Regions from separate parts of the Homo sapiens genome. Here regions 2, 3, 4 and 5 are each linked to region 1. A link is an interaction called in ENCODE POLR2A ChIA-PET data of the cell type or tissue named here. Cell type or tissue: MCF 10A. All regions are shown on one strand. Region 1 holds the start of DUSP14 (dual specificity phosphatase 14). Region 2 overlaps TADA2A (transcriptional adaptor 2A). Region 3 overlaps ACACA (acetyl-CoA carboxylase alpha). Region 4 overlaps SYNRG (synergin gamma). Region 5 overlaps TADA2A (transcriptional adaptor 2A).

What was found. Peaks named below come from ENCODE experiments on the same cell type or tissue, not always from the same donor. Only the 100,000 strongest peaks of a DNase experiment are listed, where the experiment ranks them.
Region 2: POLR2A ChIA-PET joins it to region 1 with 13 read pairs; 17 of 35 experiments call an interaction of 5 or more read pairs at or near these places.
Region 3: POLR2A ChIA-PET joins it to region 1 with 12 read pairs; 7 of 35 experiments call an interaction of 5 or more read pairs at or near these places.
Region 4: POLR2A ChIA-PET joins it to region 1 with 10 read pairs; 5 of 35 experiments call an interaction of 5 or more read pairs at or near these places.
Region 5: POLR2A ChIA-PET joins it to region 1 with 13 read pairs; 12 of 35 experiments call an interaction of 5 or more read pairs at or near these places.

What each region holds. Positions count from the first base shown.
Region 1 is chr17:37,487,220-37,491,219 of GRCh38, reverse strand. DUSP14 (dual specificity phosphatase 14) reads right to left here and starts at 1,329. Exons shown (of 3, transcript NM_007026.4): 1 at 1,262-1,329. RefSeq lists an enhancer at 1-229. In MCF 10A, a CTCF peak has its summit at 1,011 (motif pointing right); DNase peaks (open chromatin) are centred at 859, 1,459, 2,239 and 2,849.
Region 2 is chr17:37,408,533-37,412,532 of GRCh38, reverse strand. It overlaps TADA2A (transcriptional adaptor 2A), which reads right to left. Exons shown (of 16, transcript NM_001166105.3): 2 at 1,143-1,264. The coding sequence starts at 1,167. Among named protein-coding and RNA genes, the nearest start is that of TADA2A, 3.6 kb to the right of the region's middle. RefSeq lists an enhancer at 3,831-4,000. In MCF 10A, no CTCF peak of the experiment used is centred here; no DNase peak of the experiment used is centred here.
Region 3 is chr17:37,356,773-37,360,772 of GRCh38, reverse strand. The region is part of intron 1 of ACACA (acetyl-CoA carboxylase alpha); the gene reads left to right. Among named protein-coding and RNA genes, the nearest start is that of C17orf78, 17 kb to the left of the region's middle. In MCF 10A, a CTCF peak has its summit at 1,326; DNase peaks (open chromatin) are centred at 1,502 and 2,172.
Region 4 is chr17:37,549,715-37,553,714 of GRCh38, reverse strand. SYNRG (synergin gamma) reads left to right here. Exons shown (of 22, transcript NM_007247.6): 14 at 1-600. Among named protein-coding and RNA genes, the nearest start is that of SYNRG, 58 kb to the left of the region's middle. In MCF 10A, no CTCF peak of the experiment used is centred here; a DNase peak (open chromatin) is centred at 1,734.
Region 5 is chr17:37,428,188-37,432,187 of GRCh38, reverse strand. The region is part of intron 4 of TADA2A (transcriptional adaptor 2A); the gene reads right to left. Among named protein-coding and RNA genes, the nearest start is that of TADA2A, 23 kb to the right of the region's middle. In MCF 10A, no CTCF peak of the experiment used is centred here; DNase peaks (open chromatin) are centred at 1,667 and 2,007.

The DNA of each region.
Region 1 (4,000 bases):
CAACAACTAACAATAACCAAATCGCAGCTCAAGGGAGTGGAGCTTCCAGACACACGCACAACTCTGCAAAGAATACAGCACCTTTGTTCCCCTGGTTTTAGAGAGCAGGAAGGAAATGAGCGGAGAGAAACTGTGACTTGTCCAGTGTTACTTAACTTTGTGGCAGAGCTGAGTCTCAGGCATGGAGCTGCCGGCTGGCCTCGGCCTCTCTGACTCTTAAGTGATCTGTAGAATGTCAGGGAGGACGGTCCAACATTCCATCATACTTCTGAGTGGCCTTAGGGACTAGGAATTCCAGGAGACTCTGGGTTAAATCTCTTGGTCCCTATTCTTTTAAGGTTACTAAGGATACCCGGAGTTTGCTCTTCGCCTCCGTTTTTACATCTGTAAAACGGGATGGTAACGCTCTCCACCCCCCTCTCTTATAAAACGATAATGAACAGCTAACGAGTTAACACACACTAAATGTCCGGAGGTCCTGCTGGATAGAAAGTACAAGGTGGTTTTAAAAAAAAAAAATCTCTGCATGGTAAAACTGCATTTGTAAGTCGCTCCTCCTTCCCTAGCCTCTGGGATGCCCAGTTACCATAACACTGGCTGGTACCACTGGCAACATCCACCTAAATAAAATACAGTTATACAATCCACTTAAGGCGGCCACAGCACGCACCCCCTCTTTACAAACAACAACTCAACTTCGCTCCGGAGCAAGGGTACTTAGGAGAAATAAAAAGACAGATGTTAGCACCGCGCACACCCATCTACCACCGCAGAGAAAGACTCAAGTTGGACACTTGGCATCGCTGAAAGTCAAGTTGCTTCTATCCATGCACCAGAAACCTCGGGGAGATGCAAAAAGCGGCGGCGCGCTCCAGAGCGGGTGGATGCCAGCGAGAGTAGGCGGCCTCAGCGGGGTCGGAAGGCGACGGAGGAGGCGCGGCCGAGGCTGCTGGAGCCCCGGGGCACAGGGACAGGGTCGCGGGGGCGGCGCGGCGCGGCGGGGGAGCGGCAGGGGGCGCACGCTCAGGGCCGGCGAGGGTGCGCTGCGGAAGGTCTCGGGCCTCTCCTCCGCGGGCCGCCCCGAAGAGTCAAGGACCGCCAGGGAGCAGGTGGGGGCGCCGGCACAAAGTTTCCAGAGGCGGGGTCGCGCGGGCCTCTGGGTCCCCCTGCGCCCAGGGACCCGAAGCGCGAAGTCCCGCCCTCCCGCCCCACCCCAACACCTTCCCCACAACCCCCACCCCCGGGCCTGCGGGTCCCCTACCGGCGCGGCGCGGCGCGGAGCGGGTTGCGGTTAGGGCTCCGTCCTCCTGCGCGGCCACCGGCTTCTGCGGGCTGGGCGCCGCGCGCGCCGCCTCCTCCTCCCTCCGCCCGCGCCCGGGGCGGGCCGCGCGCACGCTCCCTGCGCCTGGCCGCCCTCTCCCGAGGTGGGGGGACGCGACGCGGGGCGGGGGGACGCGCGGGGCGGCAGGCGGCGCGCGTGCGCGCTGGGCTTCTGCGCCGTGCGGTGTGGTCCGGGCGCGCCCTAGCTCCCGAGGCAGCAGCCTCCCCTAGAGCGCTCCTCCGTGCAGGTCCCCTGGTCTCTTACCCTGCCTCACACACCGGCGACCCCTCGCTTCCCCAGTCAGCGTCTGCGTATGAGCCGGGCTCGAGGCGGGCTGCGGGGGCGCTCTGCTGGGGTGCTTTCGGGATTGGAGAGGATTAAAGGCGAGAAAGCAAATCCGATACAGGTGTGAAGCCGCCGCGGGTGGCTCGGGACGGCCTCGACCCCACCCCACCGCCTCCCTAGCCCGGAGAGCCCGGGGGTTGGGACCCAAGAGCGAAGGGAAAATCAGTAGCGCGGCAGTTCCTGGCTGACGCTTGCTGGAACAGGTACGGGCAGCCGTGGCGCCCGAGACCCGGAGGTGAACATGCAACCTCCGTGCGCATCTCCACCTGCTCTCGCCACGCCAAGGTGCCGTCCGAGTCTCGGAGCCCACACCCACCTCCCGAGTCCCCGAGGCAGGGCAGGGGTTCTCCGGAGCGCAGGCGGGACACGGGCATTTGAGGGCTCATTTGCTGTGTGACTCTGAGGGTCTTTTAAAATTCAGGTCTGCCCATCTGTAACATAAGTCGGTGCGAAACGGACGTTTTCCAGCACAGCCCCGCCTCCCCTCCGCCTCTGGCAGGTGAAGGGAGACACGTGGGAGGCAAAGCGACTTCCTCAAGGCTCTGCCGTGAGTCAAGGCACCTAAGAGTCCTGACTCCATGCCCAGTCCTTGACTCACCAGCCCCTGCTCCTCGCCGTTGCAAATGGTTGGCCTCAGAATTGCTGAGCAGTCAAAACGAGTAGGCATGGGTTTGCGGGGAGGGGTGGAGGGGAGAAGTAAAACCCGCGTTTGGGGTTTACATCTCCCGATGTCCTCAACCAAAAGCTTTGAAGCTTTTTCATGTTCTTCCCGATCTCCACTGCCCAACCGGCTTCAGAGTCATCCGGTGCGTGCTGGACTATCTAAAAGTTAGTGATAATTTTAATCATAATCCTGGGAAACGAAAAAGGCCCAGACTAGAGAGATTTATTTTCGTCTTCGTAAAAAGAGAATCAAAGCTTTAAAATTAGGCAAAATTAATCTAAGAGAAAACAAAGCAGCATACTTTGCTAGATTCAGGAAACCACTGAGTTCAAATCGTGCCTGGGAAAAGCATCTTCCTAAAACTAAATTGTGACGTCAGTTCACTTAGTGACTTACTTGTTTACATGCCAATACGAAAAGAGCAAATCTCTAACAGAAAGGATTGTGTGTTTTCATTTCTGCTCAGCACCCCCTAGTCCTTGAAGCTTCAGTCAATTCAATGACTCAGCAACACAAATAGATGCATCCCTCTTCACATTCCAGCTTGTTACACTGTAGGCAGGTTTCCAAAACAAGCTCTAGTGACAAGGAGCTAGGCATTTTCATGGATTATGGGAACTAAACCTACCATGAAGAGTCAGTGAAGAGGGAGGTGGGCTAAAATAGAGTTTGTGTTGTGTGCGATGTGCGTGTCAAGATTTAGAGATTTAGAGATTAAGTAGAAAGAAGTGCTGGAGTCAGACCATTTAATGACTGTACAGACATGCCCTGGGGTAGGGAGGCGGTTTATGCCTTTACAGAATGTGGAAGTGCGGGCTTATACATGCCTGTACCAAAAATGCAATTTGAAGTTATTCTCTTCTGGACCAGCACTGTCCAGTAGAACTTTGTGTGATGATGGACATGTTCTGTATCTCCACTCTCCAGTACAGTAGCCACTAGCCTCATGTTGCTACTGAACACGAAATATGGCTAGTGTAACTAAGGAAGTGAATTTAAAATTTTATTTTAGTAAATTTAGATAGCCACATGTGGCTAGTGGCTACCTTACTGGACAGCACATTTCTGGACTATAAGTATGTGAGTTTTTTTATAGGTGTCACTTTTTCTTCTTTTTTTTTTAAGATAGGCTTCAGGATGGAGTGCAGTGGTGCAATCATGGCTCACTGAAGCCTCCACTTCCCGGGCTCAGGTGGTCCTCCCACTTCAGCTTCCCAAGTAGCTGGGACTACAGGCACGCCACCACGCCTGGCTAATTAGTTTTTATTATTTTGGGGGGGACGGAGTTTCGCTCTTGTTGCCTGGGCTGGAGTGCAATGGCACGATCTCGGCCCAGCGCAACCTCCGCCTCCCGGGTTCAAGTGATTCTCCTGCCTCAGCCTCCCGAGTAGCTGGGATTACAGGCACGCACCACCACGCCTGGCTAATTTTGTGTTTTTAGTAGAGACAGGGTTTCTCTACGTTGGTCAGGCTGGTCTTGAACTCCCGACCTCAGGTGATGCCCCCTGAGGTTATAGACGTGAGCCACCGCACCTGGCCTTGTTATTACTAAAGAGACCTAGTCTCTTTAAATAATATGTTGCCCAGCCTGGTCTCGAACTCCTAAGCTCAAACAATCCTCCCACCTCAGCCTCCCATAGTGCTGGGATTAGAGGCATGAGCCACTGCGC
Region 2 (4,000 bases), 79 kb after region 1:
ATTACAGGCGTGAGCCATGGCACCTGGCCAGTATAATTTTTTTATCCATAGTTATGGCTACTTGAATTTACTTCATACATACCCCATAATTCTCTAAATTATTCTACCGTGGTTTACTCTTAGAAACAAGTTCCACATCAAGGGGGAGGTGGGATGATCTTTCCTTTATCTTACCACTGACACATTTCTTATCAAGGTGCCTGAAACATGTTATTGGTCTAAACAGAAATCCCATGGCTTTTCTAGGTTTAACTACAGGTTAATCAGAATATGCCTGGTCCATCTCAGCCTCATTTTCTTTTTTTTTTTTTTTTCTTTTTTTGAGACAGAGTCTCACTCTGTCGCCCAAGCTGGAGTGCAGTGGCACAATCTCAGCTCACTGCAAGCTCCGCCTCCCGGGTTCATGCCATTCTCCTGCCTCAGCCTCCCAAGTAGCTGGGACTACAGGCGCCTGCCACCATGCCTGGCTAATTTTTTTTATTTTTTACTGGAGACGGGATTTCACTGTGTTAGCCAGGATGGTCTCCATCTCCTGATCTCGTGATCTGCCTGCCTCGGCCTCCCAAAGTGCTGGGATTACAGGCGTGAGCCACCACGCCCGGCTGCTTCATTTTCTTGTAAGACCCAGGGTCATATGTTTGTGTCATGTGTTCAATGGGTAATCAATATGTATTAATTGATTTTATTTTGATACTCATAATTCCCTTAGAATCAGAGTCAAAGGGCTTTATTGCCTAACTTCATCGTTTATTTTTCTTCCTTGATCAACTTCCACTCTAGTTTGCTATTAATAGTCACCTGAAGGCCGGGAGTGGTGGCTCACACCTGTAATCCCAGCACTTTGGGAGGCCGAGGTGGGTGGATCACCTGAGGTCGGGAGTTCAAGACCAGTCTGGCCAACATGGTAAAACCCTATCTCTACTAAAAATAAAAATAAAAAAAATTAGCTGTGTGTGGTGGTGCGCGCCTGTAGTCCTAGCTACTCAGGCGGCTGAGGCAGGAGAACCGTTTAAAGCCGGGAGGCAGAAGTTGCAGTGAGCCAACATCATGCCACTGTACCCCAGCCTGGGCAACAGAGGGAGAGTCCATCTCAAAAAAAAAATAATAATAAGTCACCTGAGACTTGTTCCCACTGTACTTACTGCTAAAGGAACCCAAACGGTCCATTCCCTAATTGGCAACGAGTGCTGCTTTGGTCTTCCTCAGCAGAGCTTCTTCAAGACTTCAGAACCGGCCAACACATACACCAAAGCTTGATGACTCCCTAGGAACAAACAAAAGTGGCACATGGATCAGAAAATCATTCAAAGGGACAAGATAAAGAGAAGATATGCAACATACTCAGCTCTGCCACATCTTAGCTTTGTAATGTTGAAAAATTATTCCACCTCTGAAAACCTGTTTCTTCCTCTGTAGTGGGTATAACAGTGCCTACCTTCCAAAGTTGTGAGAATTAAATGTTATAATCAAATATCATAATCCATATAAGTAATGTAGCATGGTACCTGGTCCTCTATAAATGCTACATATTTTTCTTTTTTATGAGGAAGGATCTGGGTCTATGGGGCACTGAGGGTGGCAGGGGCAAATGCTACATATTTCTAATAAACAACTGTTGGCTTTCTCTACTCAGCATCATTTCTCTCCTTAGCTGCCATCTTTATTTGGGAAACTGACCCTCCCACATTTCATGTGATACTGGTGGGGCTGCCAATCACAATACCCCATTCCCCACCCCTGACAAAAGCTAAAGCAACCAGGTCTCTTCTTCCAGAAATCTGGATCTTGAGTAAGACATGAAAGGACAGAAGGCAGTTGGAGCTTAGTTATTCACTAGAATTCATTCAAAGAATTCAGTCCATGTGCTCTGGCTGTTGAAATCCCTAGCCCCAGGTGGCTCAACTGTTTAACTCTTCTCTCATTTCTCTCTCTTTAATAAACTTTAATAAACTCAACTTTAATCATAAGACTGAACGAGTTTCTGTAACTGGAAACCAAAAAATCCTATCTATTACAACATACATTTGTTCCTCACTCTTTCAACAAGTACGTAACAGGGCCAGGCACAGTGGCTCATGCCTGTAATCCCAGCACTCTGGGAGGCTGACGTGGGAGGATTACTGGGACCCAGGAGTTCAAGACCAGCCTGGGCAACATAGGGAGACCCCATCTCTTAAAAAAAAAAAAAAAAAGTTAGCCGGGTACAGTGGCCCATGCTTATGGTTCCAGCTACTCAGGAGGATGAGGTGGAACGCTTGGGCCTAGGAGGTCGAGGATGCAGTGAGCCACCACTGCACTCCAGCTTGGAGGACAGACTAAGTCTCTTTTTCTTTTTTTTTTGGAGACACAGTCTGGCTCTGTTGCCCAGGCTGGAGTACTCATTGCAACCTCTGCCTCCCAGGTTCAAGGGATTCTCATTCTCCATTTGGTTCTCATTTTTGATTCTTGTGTCTTGTGCCTCAGCCTCCTGAGAAGCTGGGATTACAAGCATGTGCCACCACCATACCTGGCTAATTGTTTTGTATTTTTAGGAGAGACAGGGTTTCACCATGTTGGCCAGGCTGGTCTCGAACTCTTGGCCTCAAGTGATCCGCCCACCTCGGCCTCCAAAAGTGCTGGAGTGCTGGGATTACAAGTGTGAGCCACCATGCCTGGCCCAAAGTATCTTCTTTGAAGCAGAAATAAAATAATATTTTACACTAAGTCAAAAAATAATCCTTCTTCTGTACACTCACAGCTTTTTGTTTTTGTTTTTGTTTTTTTTTGAGACTAAGTCTCGCTCTCGTTGCCTAGGCTGGAATGCAATGGCACGATCTCAGCTCACTGCAACTTCCGCCTCCCGGGTTCAAGCGAGTCTCCTGCCTCAGCCTCCCAATTAGCTGGGATTACAGGCGCGGGCCACCAGGCCTGGCTAATTTTTGTATTTTTAGTAGAGACGGGGTTTCACCATGTTGGCCAGGCTGGTCTCGAACTCCTGACCTCAGGCGATCTGCCCACCTCAGCCTCCCCAAGTGCTGGGATTACAGGCATGAGCCACCGCACCCGGCCCACTCACAGCTTTTTATCTGGCATTTTTCACATTCTACTTTGTGAGTATTACTTCTGAATGTCTATTTTCCCCCACTTCTAAATTAAGTGAAAGCAGGCTGGGTGTGGTAGCTCATGTCTGTAACTCCAGCACTTTGGGAGACTGAGGCAGATGAATCTCCAGAGGTCAGGAGTTTCAGACCAGCCTGGGCAACATAGTGAGAACCCCGTCTCTACCAAAAATACAAAAAAATTTGCTTGGCGTGGTGGCGGGCGCCTATAATCCCAGCTACTCGGGAGGCTGAGGCATGAGAGTTGCTTGAACCAGGCAGGTGGAGGTTGCAGTGAGCCGAGATTGTGCCACTGCACTCCAGCCTGGGCGACAGTGCAAGATCCTGTCTCAAAAATAAATAATAAATAAGTGAAAGCAGAGACTATATCGGATACCTATCTGTATGCTTTTAAAATGCCAAGCATACAGGAGGAATACAATAAACACATAGTAGTGGACTAATAAATGTTAATTCTACAAAAGGTTAATTTATCTTTAGCTTTTCTGAAGTGATTTTTTTCACCCTGGTAATTTTTAGCTTGGAGAATAATTCATCACTAAGTGTGGGCAACATTTCTGCTAACGCTGCCATCAAAGAACTTTCCCTTTTTGGGGTGGGGTAGGTCTCCCTTTGCTGTCCTCTCAGGAAAAGTTGAGCTCTGAAGAAAAATGAGTCTAGCAAGGGTGTATTACGAACGCAGCAATCAAATAACTGCCAAATTTACTGAACTTTTTCAATTTGCTAGGTACCCGTGGGTACCAAGGTGTGGGGATTCTTTGAATCCTCACTCCCACACTTTTGGGGCAAGCTGCTTTTTCAAAAGCAAGCAAGCTCTGAAAGAGTATGTTACTTGCGCAGTGTCTTACAAGGGATAGCTGTGTCATTTCAAATACAGATGTCAAGGCTGGACGCAGTGGCTC
Region 3 (4,000 bases), 130 kb after region 1:
TAATTATTGTGAAATATGAATCCCTGTTCTGTAAAGTCCACATCTTTCCTAAGTTCTCTGCTTCCAATCCCTGTTATTTAATTAACTTATTTATTTAGAGATGGGGTCTTTTTACGTTGCCAGTGCTGGGGTGCAGTGGCTATTCACAGGCGCAGGCACAGTACACTACATATAGACTTGAACTCCTCGCCTCAAGCCATCCACCCACCTCAGCCTTCTGAGTAGGTGGGACTACAGTCCAGGTACGTGCCACTGTGCTTGACCCTATTATTTTAAAAATGGGTTGATAAATTCTTAGGGAAGCCCCACTTAGTGGGATTATGAGGGCTCCTAGATAAATATTGTTCCTTGTTGACCAATCTTTCCCTCTTTCTGCCTCAGCTTCCGCCAAGAACTTCTTACCTGGGCATGTATTTCTATCCTATTCACTTTTTACTCTCTGGCGTGGAACTTCTTCCTACCAAACTGTCATCCTCTGCACCTCTCCTGGCCTTCCTCACAAGTTTGTAAGCATTAAGAAGGTGCGCTGCATGCTTCATTAAATTCCTCCTTGGAAGGGCTGAGTTCACCCTGTTCTTCTCAAGTGCAATTTTCTCCAAGTTTCTTCCCTACGCAATGTTTGTATTGTGTTGGGACCCCTTCCAGTTATTATTAATTTTCAACACACAGCTACCATGAAAGTCTTGCTATGAAGTAACTGGCAAAACTAGAGACACCGACTGGCTTCCTCTCAAAGGCTCGGCGTGCCCACAGTGGAGGACGGGAAGCATTCTCCAATCCGAAAAGTCTGGAACGCTGTGGCAACTATTTTGCTCAGGGCAGGCAGAAGACGGTGGTTCTTTGGTACATTCCCCTTCTTACTGAGCTTCGTTTACTGAGGCTTCTCCTCAACACGCCAGGATCCAGCATGTATAACACCTTTGGAGTGGGCTGTCTCGGGGCTGAGGAGCGAAACGGGGGGCTGGTTATGGAGTTCCAGCATGGGGTTACTTAGCTCGCCCAGACTTGGAAACCAGCCAGCGTGATGAGGACAGGTAGTGGACGCGATTGCCCACCCCTTGTTAATGTGTTAGGATTAAACAGACAAACGGGCCCGCACACCGCCTGCCCCATTCTAGCCCGCCTTAATTCTGGGTTCCCTTTCCCCGCCTCTACAGGCCGGCTAGTCCTGGCCCCTCACTTGGGACGCCTCTGTCCCTGATGCGAGGCGCATGCGGGACCGCTTCCCCCACTCCCCTCTCCGCCAGGAGGAGGAGCCGAGGGGTTGGCCCCGTACCCGGCTGTGGCAGAAGGGGCCGCGAAGGCCGGGCCAGGGGCGCCACGACTGCCCAGGGCCCGCCCGCGGCCCGCCCGCGGCCCGCCCGCCCTCTAGCCGCTGGGCCCCGAATGGCAGATCCGCGCTCGGACCATCGGCATCGCCTCACATCGCTCCGCCCCGCGCCGCCCTCCCATTGGCTGCCGCTGAGCCCTCGGGCCCGCGCCTCGCCCCCCGGCGGCCCTGGCAGCGCCGCAGCCCGGAGCGGGGTCGGAGGTGAACGGCCTGGAGTAACCCCGGACGTAGTCACCTCATGGAGCTCGCCGGCTGAGGTGGGAGACAGGGGCGGGGCGGGGGCGGGTCAGGCCCCTGAAGCCCCGCCCCTTCTCCGTGTGCCGGGCCGGCCTGGTGCTGCACGCCTGTCAGCCATCGCCCGAGCCGCCGGCGTCTCCTCCCGCCCAGCAGTTCCTCCACGCAGGGGCTCCGGAATCGCCCGACCGCACACGTTGCCACCCTGAGGTGAGGTGAGGGCCGGCCCAGAACCTGTGACCGGGGACCTGGAGAAACTGGGGCCAAGGGAGGGGCGGCGGCAGGCAGGGGGCCGCCTCCCAGCCTCCGCTCACCCGCACGCGGCCTGGGCTCCACACTATCCAGATCGGGTGCGGGGCAGCCCAGCCCTTCCCGCAGCTCTGAGGCCTTGAGGTCCCCTCCCTAGAGACATGGAGAGGTCTGGGGTCTCGGGAGGTGGGGATTCAGATCCCGGAACTGGGAGGCGTACAGTTCAGGGCTCCTCTAGGAAGGGGGGCTGGAGTTTCTGCCTGGAGCTCGCCCGCCACCCCTCTTGCCCAGCTCCAGCGTGGTCTGATTCCTTCCAGACCCCTCTCCAATCCGATTCTGGGCTCGGGAGAGGGAGAAGACCACGTGGGAAGGGGGCGTTGCGGGTTGGGTCTGATTGCATTGAAAGTCCTTTCTCTCTTGCAGAGTGAGGTGTGGGGTGCAGACCTCACTTGCTCTCTCCGTGCCTTTGTATCGTGGCGAGAGCCAGGGCCAGGCAGGTTGTATCTGCCAGTTCCTGTTCCCAGGATTTTATTATGTTCTCTGCGAGGGACATAGTAAATGTACATGCCTTTTGTTACTCTCCTCGTTTGCCATGCTGATCAAGGGAAGTTACTGGAAATAGGACGTAGGAAGCTGATGTGAAGCTAATGATTTCACAGGAAAATGTGCGTGAAGGTCCTGCCCGGATCGGGGCCAACATTATTTTGGATTTGAGAGTGGGAGAGTGGACACTAATGGACACTTGAAATCACCTCTAAAAATCAGGGACTTCGTGTAGGCCTTGTGGGTTCTATAGAGACATTTAAGAATATAACTGCTCAGGAGAAATAGTTTAATTTCAGATATTTTTGTTTGGAGGTTTAAGACTGGAATAAAAAAAAAGACCCTAGGCCTTCCTGATTCTGTTTCTACTTAAGCGATGTTTCAGTAATTTCCTAATGTGTGGATAAACCTAATAACCACATCTTCAGTCTCAGAAGTTTATTTCCTTGGATTTTCTCTCTCTTTCCATTCATTTTTTCCCTCCCAATTCGGTAGTATAGATTGAGAAGCATGCTTTCTTTGGTTACATGGTCTTTTCTCACTCAGCAGGGAAGAATACTCATATTTGTCCCTTCTTGAGGGGGATGCCCTGGATGTCTGTGATGAGAAGGATTTCTGTGGTGCTTATTTGACAGGCACTTTTCAGAAAAGCATTGTGGCCTAATAGAGCAGGACCACAGTTTACCTGTCCAGATAGATGCCTGCTTGCTACAAATAGCAAGTTTTTTCCCACTTCTCTTGCCTCAGTTTCTTCATTTCTCAGTAAAACTGAATGCATAACAGGAGGACTGATGTGAACCCAAGAATATTAAACATTTTAAAGTGGGCATATGAAAGATGCCAAAGGTAAAGTATTAATTTATGAAGCCATCTGTGTTTACTAGTGTTGTAGAATTTTGTTGTTGTTGTTTTGTTTGTTTGTTTGAGATGGAGTCTTGCTCTGTCACCCAGACTGGAGTGCAATGGTGCGATCTTGGCTCACTGCAACCTTCGTCTCCTGGTTTCAAGAGATTCTCATGCCTCAGCCTCCCGAGTAGCTGGGATTACACGCGTGCGCCACTACGCCTGGCTAATTTTTGTATTTTCGGTAGAGACAGGGTTTCACCATGTTGGCCAGGCTGGTCTCCAACTCCTGACCTCAGGTGATCCACCCTCCTCGGCCTCCCAAAGTGCTGGGATTATAGGCATGAGCCACCACGCCAGGCTTGTTTTGTTTTGATTTACCAGTGCATAATAGAAATACATCAAGCATAAGATTAAATTGCTTTTTAAAAAGGAAGTCTTGGGAAATGGTGGCATTTATCTTAGTGAATTTATAGTTCAAAAACTAGGTAATGCTGAAGACCTGGTATTGTGAAAGCCAGCCTCAGAGAACGCTCTCTCATCTGATGTTGACCTCTCTAAAGTGCTGTGAACAGGTTCAGGTGTAGATCACTATGTAACATTATTTCCTTTGCAGTCAATGACTAGGAAAATTTTTATACCTGTCACGTGGACTGGTTTAACAGGTTTAGGGCTAGTGTTTTTCTTTCTTTAAAATCTTTTTTTCCTTTAATTGGATGGCTAATATCCTAATAGTCTTAGTTGAGGAAAGAAGTAAATTAAAATACAAACTGTGGAATAATGCATTAGAAATTAGTATTT
Region 4 (4,000 bases), 62 kb before region 1:
TTGGAGAATTCAGCCTTTTTGGGGAATATTCTGGTCTAGCACCTGTTGGGGAGCAGGATGACTTTGCAGATTTTATGGCTTTCAGTAATAGCTCTATTTCATCTGAGCAAAAGCCGGATGACAAATATGATGCCCTTAAAGAGGAAGCCAGTCCTGTTCCTCTAACCAGCAACGTGGGCAGCACAGTGAAGGGTGGACAAAACTCGACTGCTGCGTCTACCAAGTACGATGTCTTCAGACAACTTTCTCTGGAAGGGTCTGGACTAGGTGTTGAAGACCTGAAAGATAACACTCCTTCAGGAAAAAGTGATGATGATTTTGCTGACTTCCACTCCAGTAAATTTTCTTCCATAAACTCGGACAAATCCCTGGGAGAGAAAGCAGTGGCTTTCAGACACACCAAAGAAGACTCTGCATCAGTGAAGTCCTTAGATCTCCCTTCCATTGGTGGCAGCAGTGTTGGCAAGGAGGACTCTGAAGATGCACTCTCTGTTCAGTTTGACATGAAATTGGCTGATGTGGGAGGAGATCTTAAGCATGTCATGTCTGATAGCTCTTTGGATTTACCAACAGTTAGTGGCCAGCATCCTCCTGCTGCAGGTGAGGAATTGGTGAGATTGCTCTGGTGATGGTGTTGTAGATTTCAAAGATGATTCTGCGGGTGTTGATTTACATGAGTAAGGCTCTGGCCCTTTAGCTTTATGAATCTCTAATAATCAACCTCTTTATTGCCAGTCTCCTTAAAGCAGTGTTAAATTTGATTCTATGGATACTTGATATGGATACTATGGCTACTGTGGAACTTAGATTGGGTAGCTAAGATATTTTTATTTTTGAAATCTAGCACCAGCTTGGTGTTAGAGGCACATAAAAAGTCACTGCTAAGTGAACCTCACATTGCCAGAAATTTGATAAAGACCTTTGCAGTGCCGGCAGTGTTCCTTCATTTCTGTGAGTAAAATCAGTGTTTCCCTCTCCTTTTTTCTTCTCTTGGGTATACACAGCAACTGCCAGTATAGTATTCTGTTTGATTTACAGAAATTAACTCTTGTTAGGTCAAGAAAGTAAAAATTTCTAACCACTTGTAGTGCAGTTTGCCACATCCTTTTAAGAGAAGAAGAGGGAAAGAGTTTATATATGAATGTTCTGTATGTCAGGGCCTGGCAAAGAGGAGGGTGTGTGTTGTCAGTGGAATCCAGGAGCTGTTTTCAGTGTTAACTCTATTACTGGAAATATTAAGTTGTAACAAATCTGTAGATGCTAGGATAGGGTAACTGCTAACTTTCTGATAAAATGTTTGAAAACATCTTATTAGGGAGCCCTCTTTAAATTCTGTGTAGATTTACATGTAGCAATTTACTCTCTAGTTCAACTTCTGTCATAAAAACTAGATTCCCAAGTGTCCTGGTTTTTCTTTTGTTTTGTTTTTTGATATGTATATAGAAAGATAAACCTATTTTGTGGCCTTTTAATAATGAGAAATATCTCAGTATCACTGTATTATTCTAGAAAATGTATTATGCATATGAAGGATTTGGTTTTGTCTAACTAGGGGGGACACGTGAGACACTTCCAAGTTTACAGATTCAGGCAGAAATTGTAAAGTCCTATAGCTTTTGCATATGTCAAATTGGCAAGTCGGAAAACAAAATTGCATCCATCCTTTGGTTATGGAAATGTTGTAGGTATTGCTAAACAGGCTGCTGAATCAGGAGCAAGTTAGCAGAGACATTGCATGTTTCATGTTGCTACTTGCTAAGGTATTTTTCAAATGCAGTGGGCGGTCTGAAGAGCTCCTGTGCCCTTGACTGTCTACTTTCTGTCTTTTTTTTTTTTTTTGTACTTTTCCTCAGAAATTTTCTTATTTTTTTGCTGCTGTTTGTTTGATAGAGTGATTGTGGGTTTTGTTTTGTTGGTTTTTTTTTTTTATGAGCTGCTTGAACCACAGCAGTTGGTTGCAAAGTGCTCTGTTTTCTGAACAATATTGGATTTTTATTTAAAAATCTCATAACATGTATACTAGCCTTTTGGACTCTGAAGTTATTAATTAGAAACTATTTTTCTGAAAGTGAATCTATATTCTTTCACAGTGCCAAGGTAGATGTCTTTATGAAATGAGGCTAATCCGGGTTTGGGGTGTCTTTTTTTTTCCCCCATTTTATTTGGAGGTTGGTTTTTTTGACCAAGCTTGTTCTTACTGACCTGTTAAAATAATCTTCTGTGCTCATGTTCTTTTATGTATGTTTGGAACATCCTCAGCTTGGAGCCTGTAATGTTCAAGCTAACTCTTCAGTTGGAGGATATTCTTAAAAGCAGATTGTTTCCTCCCATTGATCTGTAAACCTCCTGTCAGAAAGGAGCAGTATCCCTTTAGAGCGGTTGTTAAAAGGGGTTGATGTCTGACCAATGCGCTATATTGCTGTTGTGCAAAATTGCTGCATCAATGTATTGTAGAGGGTAAATGGCAAGGACTTATTCAAAGTAATGTAGTTTTATTTTATCCTCATGTTCACCACAGTATCTCTTGCTCTCTTAGTTTGAGGGTTAAAGGTACTTCTTGTTGGAGAAATAAGAAGTGAGCTGATGAAGAGAGAATAAAACCTGGTAGATTGCTATCTGCGGACCTTAATCCTGTTTAGAAGCCCTAACTTAACTCTGAAGGGGATACTGTCTCTTTTAACTCTTGCTATAATCATTTGTATGGAAGGTAGATAATACTGATAACATTGCCTGATTTCTCTGCGTATTATTACATTTAACCCTTTGAGGCCTTGCTGCATATAATTTCAACTAGGCTGTTTTTTCCCCCTGACTAAATTTAATCTGCGGCACTGAAGCATCTTGACGTGCAGTCATTAAAATCATATGGTTTTATTGGCAGCAAGAGCTGACCCTCATCTGTGACATTTTCAAAGGGTTAGCAAGACTTCTGTAGCTACCTACCTACCTATCTGTAAAGTAGCTCTTCTTTGACATTGAAAATCTTTGTATTTTAATTAGCACCTTTTTTTTTTTTTGGCTGCTTTTCTGATGTCTTTTTTTCAATTTAGACATTTTCTGTGTGAATGTGCCTTCAAATTTACTTTAGTATATTCCTCTGCAAATACTGATCTGCATGCTTATTCTGATGACTTCTTTTCCAGCTCTTCTGTATCACTCTCTTTTGTGATCTGTAAGTCTTGTGTTAATAAATAATTCTTTGGCATATTTTGAAAGTGTGGGGATGTGTGTAATTTGTACTTTTTCAGGGTTAGACCAAAGAAATACCTGGCTGATACCAAGTTTAAAGCAATAGTATCCTAAGACTAGAGGGTTTTCCCCTTTTGTTTTGTTTCGTCAAACACTTGTCTCCTGAGAAAGTATTGGTACATTTTAGCCTTTGTTTCTTATAATTCCATTAATGTAAGTTTTTAACATGGCATTGGATTGAAATAGAAAATTAAACTTAAATAAGAATAAACCTTACACTACTTTACATGATAGGGAGAAAGAACATTTATTGCAGTTTCTTCTCTTGAAGAAACTGATCATATTTTATTGTAGAGAATCTGTCTCTACTAGGCATTACATTGAAGAGAAGAGAAGGGGAAGGTGGGGAAAAAGACCTAAGAGTTGAGTGTTGTGGAAAGAGTTAACTATAACTATCTAGTTATGTAATAACTAGTTATTAGATATATATCATCAAATAATATTGAAATGGACTTCTGAGCACAGTAAATGTAAACTGTATTTAAATTGATAATCTGCATAATGGAAAGTGTTCTGTATTAATAGCAGGAAGTCTTGAGGATGGAATTTGATTTGAGTTTGAAATTGGGTACTCATCCGGGCACGGTGGCTCACACCTGTAGTACCAGCACTTTGGGAGGCCAAGGTGGGTGGATTGCTTGAGGCTAGTAGTTCATGACCAGCCTAGGCAACATGGCAAAACCCCATCTTTACCAAAAAATACAAAAATTAGCCGGGCACGGTGGTGGGCTCCTGTAGTCCCAGCTACTCA
Region 5 (4,000 bases), 59 kb after region 1:
CACAAAAAAAAAATAAATAAATAAATAAAAAAGCTGAGTGAAAGAAACCAGAAACAACAGAAGTGTACATACAGTATGATTCCATATATATGCAGTTCTAGAATATGCAAAACCAATCTACGCTGATAAAAAAAAAAATCAGAACAGTGATTGTTTCAAGGGTAAAAAAGGCAGCAGGGTTTTAGATATTAAGCCTTTATGAAATGACGGGGAATGTGAAAAGTGACTAGAATTACGTAGAGACCTAATGAAATACTGAAAGATGAAATGATATACTGTCTAGGATACTTGCTTCAAAATAATCTAGAAAGGTGATGGTTTAGGCTGGGTGCAGTAGCTCACGCTTGTCATCCCAGCACTTTGGGTGGCCGAGGTGGGCAGATCACCTGAGGTCAGGAGTTCAAGACCAGCCTGGACAACATGGTGAAACCCTGTCTCTACAAAAATTAGCCGGGCACGGTGGTGTGTGCCTGTAATCTGAGCTACTCAGGAGGCTGAGGCGGGAGAATCGCTTGGACCCAGGAGTCGGAGGTTGCAGTGAGCCGAAATCAACCCACTGGACTCCAGCCTGGGCGACAGGGCAAGACTCTGTCTCAAAAAAAAAAAAAAGAAAAGATAAAAGAAAAGGTGATGGTTTAGATAAAGTAAGATTGGCCACGAGTCAATAATTTTAAGAGTTAGTGATGGGTAAACGGAAATTTATTACCATTATGTAGTAGTTGGTTACAATGACAACCACATTTTCATCTGAGCACGTACTATGAATATGCCTAGCACATGATGTATTATGAGATCCAAGAGAGAAATTTTGGAGTCTATGCCTATACTAAATTCATAACCCTCTTGGGACTTTCAGCCTAAGTACATCATGTGGAGCCAAGAGCCACCCTCACTGTGCCTAATCTGAATGCCTGACCCACAAAACTGTGGGAGATAATAAAATGGTCATTTTTAAGCATGAGGTTTTGAGGTAGCTGTTACATAGCAATAGATAACCAAACATCATTCTCTCTTGTGTATATCTGAACTTTTCTATAATAACAAGTAAAAAAAAAATAATCTGAAGACCACACAGGAGGTCTTCAGATTACACAGGCACTTAGAACTTGTTATACCTTTTGTTAATGACAAAAAAAAAGTCATGATTTGTGAGATTACACTACCAATAAGCAACACATTTTCATCTGAGCACGTACTACGAATATATCTAGCACATGAGGTATTATGAAATCCAACAGAGAAATTTCAGAGTCTATATCTATACTAAATTCATAATCACTCTCAATTCAGCAAGTACCAAAAGACATGTAAATATGACAACACACACATTAGTTGAAGAGACTGTCATTTGTAAAACTGTATTTTAGAATATTAATTGTTTCTCAACCAACTTTACTGTGAGATAAACAATAAAAACTTTCTACATCACAGACACACCAAAGAAGGCACAAGGCAGTTTTACAAAAAGTTGAATTAATATTATTCAACTCCTGGACCAAACCTCAGCACTTCTGAACCACAATCTCTCACAGAAGAGTCTAGAAATCTACATTTATAAGAAGCTCCCAGGCAGTTCTTATGTACTGAAGTTTAAGAATCACTGGTATAAAAGGGTGTGGCAGAAAGAGCTGCCTTGACTTGTTCAAAGTTCTAAGAATTACAAGACAAAAATAGGCATAGAATTCAGAAATCCTGGTTAACACACCACCTACCACAGCATGAGTAACTCCCAAAAATACAGCTCTGTGACATGACAAAAGTACTGAAAACCATTTAAAGTTATCTGAGGCAAAAAAATCAAGTTTTGTGTAGAAAGCTAAAATTTGGTCATCATGCCTATAGAAGGAAAGATTCACTGGGAATAAATAAGATGGGCCACAAAAAGGAAGTATTAGTAACCCCCAAAAGCTCCCCAAAGTAAAGGACAGTACTCTGAAATGTGATTGTATGGGTGTTGAATACGTGAGAAAAGGATGATGTAATCAGAATGAAGTGATGTGGAGTGAAACTTAGTCAGTGCTTTCAGCATTATGAAGAAGACATGATGCCAGAATAGCTAAAGAAAGCTCATGGTCAGCTTTCCTACAGTGAATAAGCATGACTACCAACCTACCCAAGCTATACTGAATTATCCCTTAAGGAGTTATTTCACAATGTGAATGAATAAATTTGTATTCTGGCTCTAGGTATTCTCGCATTAATTTGGGAAAAATAAACCAGCTTTCTGAAGACCTGATAACCTTGGTGAAATTAACTCAAATCCACAGCTACTTTGAACAGTCTCCTAACCCTTCATTTTTGCATTTAAAGGGGGAAAAAATTTATTCCAAGTCTTACAATTACTGAAGCCATTAAAAGACTGAAATTGTTTAGAGATGGATAGAGGAAGGCTAGTTAGTTGGCTCCCAAGAACTCTAACTGGTTCTTTGATTAATTCATTGTGGCCTAGAATCTGACCCTGAATATTATAAGCCCAGAAACTCATTTTAATAGGACTCCACCAATAGTCAGGCTCAGAGATGCTGATTCACCCTTTCTAAACTTTTAAGAGACTGAAGTAAATATACTGCAGTGCTGTAGGAGGCCCAATTCTAAAGATGTTCTCTGGCTGGGCATGGTGGCTCATGTCTATAATTCCAGCACTTTGGGAGGCCTAGGTGGAAGGATAACTTGAACCCCTGAGTTCGAGACCTGCCTGGGCAACATGGAGAAACCCTGTCTCTATTTTTTTTTTCAATAAATAAATAAAATAAAAATAAAGATGTTCCCCTCATCCTAAGATTCCTGTCTTCTGACTAGTCCATCAAACACTAGCGAGGTACTGCTGGGAAAGGACTTTACAGATGGAATAAAGGTTACTAATCAGCTGACCTTAAAGTAGAGAGACTATCCTGGATTACCCTGATAGGCCCAATGTAATCCACATGAGTCCTTATACATAGTTGAGGTGCCTGCTGTGGTGGCTCACACCTGTAATCCCAGCACTTTAGGAGGTTGAGGGTTGAGGTGGGAGGATCACTTGAGCCCAGGAGTTTGAGACCAGCCTGAATAACACAGAAAGACCCCTAGACGCCTGAATAACATAGAAAGGCCCCTAGACCCCTGTCTACAAAATTTTTCTTTTTCTTTTTTTTTTTTTTTTGAGACGGAGTCTCACTCTGTTGCCCAGGCTGGAGTGCAGTGGCACAATCTTGGCTCAATACAAGCTCTGCCTCCCGGGTTCACATCATTCTCCCGCCTCAACCTCCCGAGTAGCTGGGACTACAGGCGCCCACCACCACACCTGGCTAATTTTTTGTGTTTTTAGTAGAGATGGGGTTTCACCATGTTAGCCAGGATGGTCTCGATCTCCTGACCTTGTGATCCACCCGCCTCGGCCTCCCAAAGTGCTGGGATTACAGGCATGAGCCACCAAGCCTGGCCTACAAAAAAAATTTTTAAATTAGCCAGGCATGGTGGCTTGTGCCTATAGTCCCAGCTAGTCAGGTGGCTGAGATAGGATAGCTTAAGCCTGGGAGGTCGAGGTTACAGTGAGCTGTGATTGTGCCACTGCTCTTTAGCCTGGGTGATAGAGTGAGACCCTGTCTCAAAGTAGAAGAGGAAAGCAGAAGAATCACTCATAAAGATTCAGCACAGGAAAGATAAGGCAATAGGAGAGGTCATAGAGATTCCCTGGATTTCATCAACAACCTCAAGGACTTCCTGTGCTCCTGGCTTTGAGGATGGAGAAAGGGGGCCCAGAGCCAGGGAATGCAGACAGCCTGTGGAAACGGAGAACATGCCCTGATCAAAACAGTGGCATCCTTCCTAAAACCTTAAGGCAGTGAATTCTGCCAACAACCTGAAAGAACCTAGAAGTGGATTCTACCCCAGGGCCTCCAGGTGAGAGCCCAGGCTGGCCAACATCTTCATTTCAGCCTTATGGAACCTGGAGCAAACCAGCTGAGCCTAATGATCTTCTGATCCACAGAACTGTGAGACAAATTTGTGTTGTCTTAAG